Regions from separate parts of the Homo sapiens genome. Here region 2 is linked to region 1. A link is a contact called in ENCODE Hi-C or POLR2A ChIA-PET data. All regions are on one chromosome and are shown on one strand. The core of a region is the stretch at or near the end of the contact, and the rest is flanking DNA. Distances in the headings are between cores, read along the strand shown. Region 1 has its middle 34 kb from the start of HLA-DRA. Region 2 has its middle 20 kb from the start of HLA-DQB1.

Evidence for each region. Hi-C counts contacts between places; a loop is a spot of excess contacts on that map. ChIA-PET counts read pairs that join two places held with the same protein, here RNA polymerase II (POLR2A). Pooled maps may share reads with other maps.
Region 2: a loop to region 1 is called in a pooled map, with 2.5 times the contacts of the local background. The contact joins two enhancer-like sites. A Hi-C loop is called at or near these places in 2 of 37 single-sample maps with no recorded cell type and 6 of 50 pooled maps. POLR2A ChIA-PET finds 5 or more read pairs at or near these places in 3 of 52 experiments (GM12878, activated B cell and activated T-cell).

What each region holds. Positions count from the first base shown.
Region 1 is chr6:32,472,326-32,476,208 of GRCh38, reverse strand. No RefSeq gene overlaps it. Among named protein-coding and RNA genes, the nearest start is that of HLA-DRA, 34 kb to the right of the region's middle. Within about 2 kb of position 2,633, at least 8 of the 41 ENCODE cell types and tissues checked have a DNase peak (open chromatin) inside an H3K27ac peak, as active enhancers do.
Region 2 is chr6:32,684,506-32,688,388 of GRCh38, reverse strand. No RefSeq gene overlaps it. Among named protein-coding and RNA genes, the nearest start is that of HLA-DQB1, 20 kb to the right of the region's middle. Within about 2 kb of position 2,633, at least 3 of the 41 ENCODE cell types and tissues checked have a DNase peak (open chromatin) inside an H3K27ac peak, as active enhancers do.

The DNA of each region.
Region 1 (3,883 bases), core at 1,384-3,883:
CATTAGAATGGCCAGTGACAAACCTGTATGTGTGGATCAATGGCCCCTATCTCAGGAGAAGCTGACACAACTTCAGCAGCTAGTATAAGAACAACAGGACACAGGACATGTAGAGGAGTCAGTAAGCCCCCAGAATTCACCAGTGTTTGTTATTCCAAAAAAGTCCGGAAGGTGGTGACTGCTGCATGTTTGGAGTTAATGCACAAATTGAACCAATGGGTCCATTACAGCAAGGTTTGCCAACTCCAGTGGTCATTCCTAGAGATTGGCTTCTTGTAGTAATACATCTTAAGGATTGTTTCTTCACTATACCATTACACAAGAAGGATAAGCCTCGATTTGCCCTCTCTGTGCCTTCTATTAATCAAAAAGAACCTGTTTCTTGCTATCAATGGAGAGTTTTATCCCAAGGCATGCTTAACAGTCCTACGTTATGTCAGCATTTTGTAGGACAGGCATTAAAGGAGCCTCGAAATATGTTTCCTACTGCTTACATCATTCATTTTATGGATGACATTCTTTTGGCCACTCCTACAGATCAAATCTTACATCGGTTATTCTAAGAAACAAAGTAGGCTTTAACTAAATGGAATGTCAAAATAGCTCCAGAAAAGGTAGAAACAACTTTGCCATACCATTACTTAGACAATATTGTTACTGAAAGAAGTGTACGGCCTCAAAAGTAGTTCTCCATAAAGACAGGTTACAGACTTTAGTCCAGCCGCGGTGGCTCACGCCTGTAATCCCAGCACTTTCGGAGGCCGAGGCAGGCAGACCACAAGGTCAGGAGATTGAGACCATCCTGGCGAACACGGTGAAACCCTGTTTCTACTAAAAATACAAAAAAATTAGCCGGGAGTTGTGGCGGGCGCCTGTAGTCCCAGCTACCCAGGAGGCTGAGGCAGGAGAATGGCATGAACCTGGGGGGCTGAGCTTGCAGTGAGCAGAGATCGCGCCACTGCACTCCAGCCTGGGCGACAGAACGAGTCTCCATCTCAAAACAAACAAACAAACAAACAAAAAAAAAAAAAGACAAATGAGTGCCTATGTGGTAGCATGTGAATTAATGCAGAACTTTATAAGCATAGTTGTATTCTGAAGTCCATTCTGAATCTTAGATGTTATATTTATATTAATAAAAAGCATAGTAATTATCTAAATGTATAATAATATGTTTAATATTACATAGTTACATCAACTGATGTAATTCATAGTTTTCCCTAGTGTTCTCTTTCCTGAATATTCTGAAATGTATTAGTTAGCAAAGTCGTCTTTTATCTTCCCTTATGATAAAACAAGAGAAACATAATATAAAGTGCTATAGCCTCAATCAAATGAGGAAATCATAATGGGAACCAAGAATGAGGGATTGAACACTCTTCACATAAAATATTCATTATTTTAAAACATAATGTGGCCAGGCACGATGGCTCACGCCTGTAACCCCAGCAGTTTGGGAGGCCGAGGCAGGAAGAACATGAGGTCAGGAGATCGAGACCATCTTGGCTAACACAGTGAAACCCATCTCCACTAAAAATACAAAAAATTAACCAAGCATGGTGGCAAGTGCCTGTAGTCAGAGTTACTTGGGAGGTTGAGGCAGGAGAATCTTTGAACCGAGGAGGCAGATGTTGCAGTGAGCTGAGATCGCTCCACTGCACTCCAGCCTGGGCAACAGAGACAGACTCCGTCTCAAAAAAAAAAGAGTTGTTCTATGAACAGCTAACTTTCACAGTCTTCGATCGATCTCTCAGACCCATGAATACTTGGATTGCACAGTTGACCTTATCACATTGTTAGGGTAAATGCCATACAAAGGCACCTTCAGACCCTCCATTGCACATAGGTGGCCCCTGTTAGCCCCTTGCCTGTGTGTGTTCTGGAGGGGCCACTAAACCTGGGGGCAGCATCAGGAGACACACTTGAAAAAGATATTCTTACTCAGATTAAATTATTAACAAACTTTCAATTTCCTTTAACTTATTAAAGACATCCCTACCTGTAAACAGGTACGGATTAAGCTCTCTAGTCAATAGCTGTCATTCTGTCATATTATCAGATACCCGGGGCTGCTGCTCCTTCAGGCGTCCACAGAATCACAGCATTTTCCAGTATCGAAAGACCTGAAAGATCACAGTGCCTTCATTTCAACTGTGAGACATGAAATAATTTTCCCAAATCTACAACATTAAGATATGGTGCAATAAGGACCAGTTTAAATGTCTCCGGATTTACAACCATGTTCCTTCCATCTCCTTTACTCCTAAACACACTCACACACTCACTTCTGCAAACAGTTGTCTTGTTAAGTGGGAAATGAATGCTCTTACAAGGCTCAAACTTATGAACACATCACTGACCAGCACAGAGCTGGCTCACAATCGGACCCAATTAAAGTGTTTTACATGCAACTGGATCAAATCTTTCAAGTACTAATTTAAAAACAATCCTTTAAAGAAGGAAATTCTGTTTCAGAAGAGGACCTTCATACAGCATCTCTGACCAGCAACTGATGATGCTATTGAACTCAGATGCTGATTGGTTCTCCAACACGAGATTACCCAACCCAGGAGCAAGGAAGTCAGTAACCTCCTCCCCATAATTTGGAATGTGGGTGGAGGGGTTCATAGTTCTTCCTGAGTAAGACTTGCCTCCTCCTCTGGCCCCTGGTCCTTTCCTGTTCTCCAGCATGGTGTGTGAAGCTCCCTGGAGGCTCCCGCATGGCAGCGCTGACAGTGACACTGATGGTGCTGAGCTTCCCACTGGCTTTGGCTGGGGACACCGGATATAAGTGCACATTGTGGGTGTTGAGCTACTATGGGGTGGGGAAAATAGGGAGTTTTGTTAACATTGTGCCCAGGCCATGTCCCTTAAGACTTTGTGACTTTTTGGTCAGAGATTGTGCATCTGTATTATTGGATCCCAAATTATCTCCTCCACGAAAGGAGCTTGACTACTTGCTCATGACACAGTCCATGAGACTGTGTAAGGGGCCTTCGTACAGATCATTTCTTTTCAAATCTCCACCAATAAAACCTTTGCATCACATGTCCTCAGGGTGTTTAGAGGATTTGGAAATAAGGATGCTAAAATAATTTCCCCATACGGCACTTCCCTTTATTATGTTGACTTACGTCAGACAAAATGACGTTTTTACTGAAAATTTTGTGGGAGTCAAGGGAATTCAAAGGGTCTCTTCTAGAGGATCCTGGGTTATGTCCTCCACAGGAACTTTGGTGTTGGCCCCTCTTCCTCAAATGTGAGGATGTACCAATGGCCTCCCCATTATCTCCTTTCTTTTTCTTTCTAACTCCAATGTTTATAAAGCCTATATCCCTGTAGTGTATGTAGGTTCTCTGACAGAAGTTATACTTAGTGCTCTGTCTTTCTTATGGGGAAAAATCCCTGGAACTGAAGCTAAGATCTTTAGTACTTGGAGTCACCCTACAGATAAAGAGCATCTCTGGGGTGTTCTTTCGTGCCTAAAGAACTTAAGGCATCCTCGGAAAACCTGGCCCAGCTTAGTGTTTATTACGAATCTCTTCTAACCTTTCTATAGAAATTTCTCCTACATGTCCTACATGCTCTAACTAGACATAACAAGAAGATATTCAACTAACGTAGGATAAATTATATGAAATTCTATTTTTGTAAGTCAAAAACAGTCAAATATCAGAAATTTAATAATGTTCAAACTATATACTGTGTGGGGTTATAGAGACAATGTGGACATTGTTCACATCCCATAGGGCTGAAAGTCAATGAGCAAGTCCTGGGAACTCATTGTCTTACTGGGGTCTTGTCTTAAATTTCATAGGTTCACCCATTATGCCCTCAGCTTTCCTTAATTAGCCATGTCTGCTTACCTCTTCCTCCAGTTTTT
Region 2 (3,883 bases), core at 1,384-3,883, 210 kb before region 1:
TCAAACTCCTGACTTCAGGTGATTCACCTGCCTTGCCTCCCAAAGTGCTGGGATTACAGTTGTGAGCCACCGCGCCCAGCCAGTTTATTATTTTTAATGTTTTTTAATGTAATGTAATGTAATTAATATAATAGGCACTGGTGAATAGGCACTGGTGAATCTACCACCTGGCACATAGATGAGAACATAGACAATAACTTTATAATATATTTGAGTCTATTAGGTTAAGCTTACTAATTGTGTTGTTTAGATCTTTTATATCCTACTTTTGCCTTCTTGACTTATAAAGAACCTAGAAACATATATTAAAATATCATACCATAAATGGTAGATTTATTGCTTTCTACCTAAATATTATATCAATTTTGATTCATGTCTTTGAGGATATTTTATTAGATGCACCTATATTTATAGTTGCTATGGACCTCAGTCATATGTGGAAATGAATTCTGCCAACAGGCAGTGAGCTTGGAAGAGGACCCCAAACTCAGATGAGAATTACAATGTCTCTGTGACTTGAGTCTTGTGACATCCTAAGCAGAAAGCCCAGGTGAGCTCTGCCTAGACTTCTGACTTAGAAAGCTGATGTAATAAATGGGTTTTGTTCTAAGCTTCTGCATTTGTACTAATTTTCTGTGACAGTGGCTAGAAAACTAATACAATATATTTTGCTCATTTAAGGTTCACGTACTGCACTATAAGCACTTTCTTTTAATATAGCGCAATGCTTAAAAATTGATATACATTTCACATATTAACTCTTGATTTTTCATTTAAGTTGTGGTTGTATTTATGATGATTTAAAAATATAGTCTAACAATATTTTTCTATATGGTTTCTTTCTTTTGTTTTATTTAAATCATTCCAACACTTTTTAATAAAATAAATATTAACATGTATCTTTTTCTGTATTTTGAGTTCCTTCTTGATTTACATTTAAACTTTTAATCTAACTCAATATCATCTCTGTATGTGTGTATGTATGAGCTCTTTTTATTTTCCTACTAAATAACCAATAGACCCAACATCATTTTTAGTAAATTTCCCTCATTCCACTGAATAAAAAGTCCACTTTTATTATGTACTACATTTTTAAAAATTTATCCAACATAAATTCAGGATAACTTGTTCTGTTCTTGAAAGCAGTTCTAATGTGGCATTCTTTAACAAGCAAGAGTAAACTTCCCAGTGCACCATTTAAAACACTCCAAACCATTATTGCAATCTCTTGAAAAACATTGAATTAGAATTGTGTTTCTAATACCAAGGAAAATGATTTAAAATTCTCTTAAAATAACTTTTTCTTCTAAAAATTTCACCTGAGAATGTCTTCACCCACCAGAATTTCCTCACCACTACGCTGCTTTCTCTTCCATTCCACATAGGTGCCATGTTGTTCAAGTATATTGCAAAAACTTGCCTCCTAACCCCTTATATCTCACGGACTTCCAATCCTCATCAGCTACAGTCCTTTACCCCACAAACCTGGATTGACTCCAAAAGAGTGAAATGGGTTCTTCTGTGCCTCAAAGAAATGAAGAATATAAACTATAACACTGGAAGCTTCTTCGAAATATGTTTATGTCCCATCCCAAAATTTTCTCAAAAGTTTAGTAACTTCTAGAAATAAAATACGGTAGCCCCACCTTATCCATGGTTTCACTTTCCATAGTTTCAGTTATCTGTGGTTAATCACAGTTTGAAAATAGGGGTGTATAGTACAGTAAGACATTTTGAGAAAGAGAGGGGACCCCATTTACTTAAGTTTTATTACCGTATATTGTTAAAATTGTTCTATTTTATTATTAGTTTTTGTTTATCTATGACTGTGAATAATTTATAAATTACACTTTATCATAGGTTTGTATGTGTATGAAAACATAGTACGTATAGGGTTTGGTACAATCCGTGGCTTCAGGCATCTACTGTGGGATCTTGCAGTGTATCCCCCATGAATAAGGGGAGACTACTATAAATACAATTTCGATCTCGTTAATCATAACATAAATTTGGATCTGCTTCTGTGCAGTCAATGTTGTTCCACAGTTGACTTTTTTTTTTAGTGGCAGTAGAAACATGTTTTAATTGTTTAGCTTTATAATTATTTGTAAGCATCTACTAGAGCAACACCCCCTCATTTTTATCAATAGCTATTTTTATATTTATTATTCTTGAAAAAAATTAGAAACATTTTGTTAACAAAACTATCTTATTGATATTTAGATTAAAGCATCACAAAGTCTATGTATTTTGTTTGGAAAATTGACACAAATTGTCTTGTTCAAGAATGTGGTACTTTTATTTATCAAACTTTTCTTCAGTAAACTTCTTCTATTCTTTTCTGTGGATTGCACACATGACTAGTAGACGCTTTGATATTTTCTATGTTTATTGCTCTTTTAAGTGATTTTTTTTTTTTCTGTAACAGACTTACTGGCTCAGTCAGCCAGAGACAAATGATGCTGCTTCACTTCTTCTCATTGGCTGGCAAGGAAAGTACTTAGTGGTTTAACTCAAGCACAACTTCTGTGAATCTTTTTTTTTTTTTTTTTTTTAAAGCAGCATCCCGTATTTGGTTACACTCTGGTCTAGTAACCACTTCCTTTGGGCAAGACAACCTTCTCCACCTGCAAGAGCCAGGCATGTGATTAAAAAAATTTCCTTTGTGGTCACTTAGTTATTATTCTTCTTGCTTTGAGTGTTTGGTTGCTAGTTTCATGTACACACTTTCCACTAAAGCTGTTCTTTACAACTTGTTATAGTAAGTTTTGATTCACAGAATATTTTAGGCTCATCTACAATATAATAATTTCCCACAAATGTAAAGAATATAAGTTTGTACAGTTCTAAATATCAGTAAAACAGCATGGAGCAGAGTGCTCGTATTTAACTTCAAAAAAGGTAGTATTTCCATAGGTGCTTTCAGGATAATAAAAATTGATTTGATTGATATAGACTTATGGGACAATATGTGAGAATCAGGCTCTGCTCTAAAGGATAGGAGAAAGGCGGGCAGGGAGTACTTAATATGGTTTGAATTCCAGACACACAACCTAGTTGCCTAATTTGGCCTCATCCACCAGCTTGAATATTTTCGTGAGATTCTGTCTTACATCTCTGGTAATACTAAAACAAAAAATGAGGACCATTTCAAGTAAGTCTAGCTCAGGAGAAACCATTAAAATTGTTATATTCTCTGTTTAATTTTTTCTACAATTATTATTTCTTCTTTTTATATTAATTAGAATAGGCCAGACTGCTACAATAACTAGACTTGAAAGTGTATGAAGGCTGAAATACAGTAGAATTTTATAACTCACTAATGTAACAGTAGGAAGATACTGATGATTTGTGAGTAGCTCTTCTCAAGCTGGTGATTCAGGGATCCAAGCTGCCATACTCTAATATGGTGCCTCTCATTTTTTTTCCTGTGAAAATTAACATACTTTAATTTTTCTTCAAATAGGGAGGTCAGGAAAAGTGGCCAATTGTGATCTAGAAGATTAAGGCAAGACGGTTAGTGAAATTTACAACAGTGTCCACTACGTTGTCATTATGGCTGTAACTAATATTCATCTCCCTCCATCACAAGCCGCTCCTGATTCCCCTCATCCTCTGAATTTAGTATAGTTTGTTTTTCTGTTTGAGTGACAGAGACAACTATTCCAGAAAGGTCTATACAGTTATTTACCCTGTCCTTGCTGGATTGATTGTTTTAGTGTCTACTGATGGTCATTACCATGCATAAAAGTACTAAAAGATATCGTTGTATTTCCTCTAATTTGTTCCTGAGGCATCTCTCGTAATAATGGCTATCAACTGTAGTCCTCCTCTAATGAAGGGAAAAGTAATATGCATGGTCTCAACAACCAGGACTACAGTC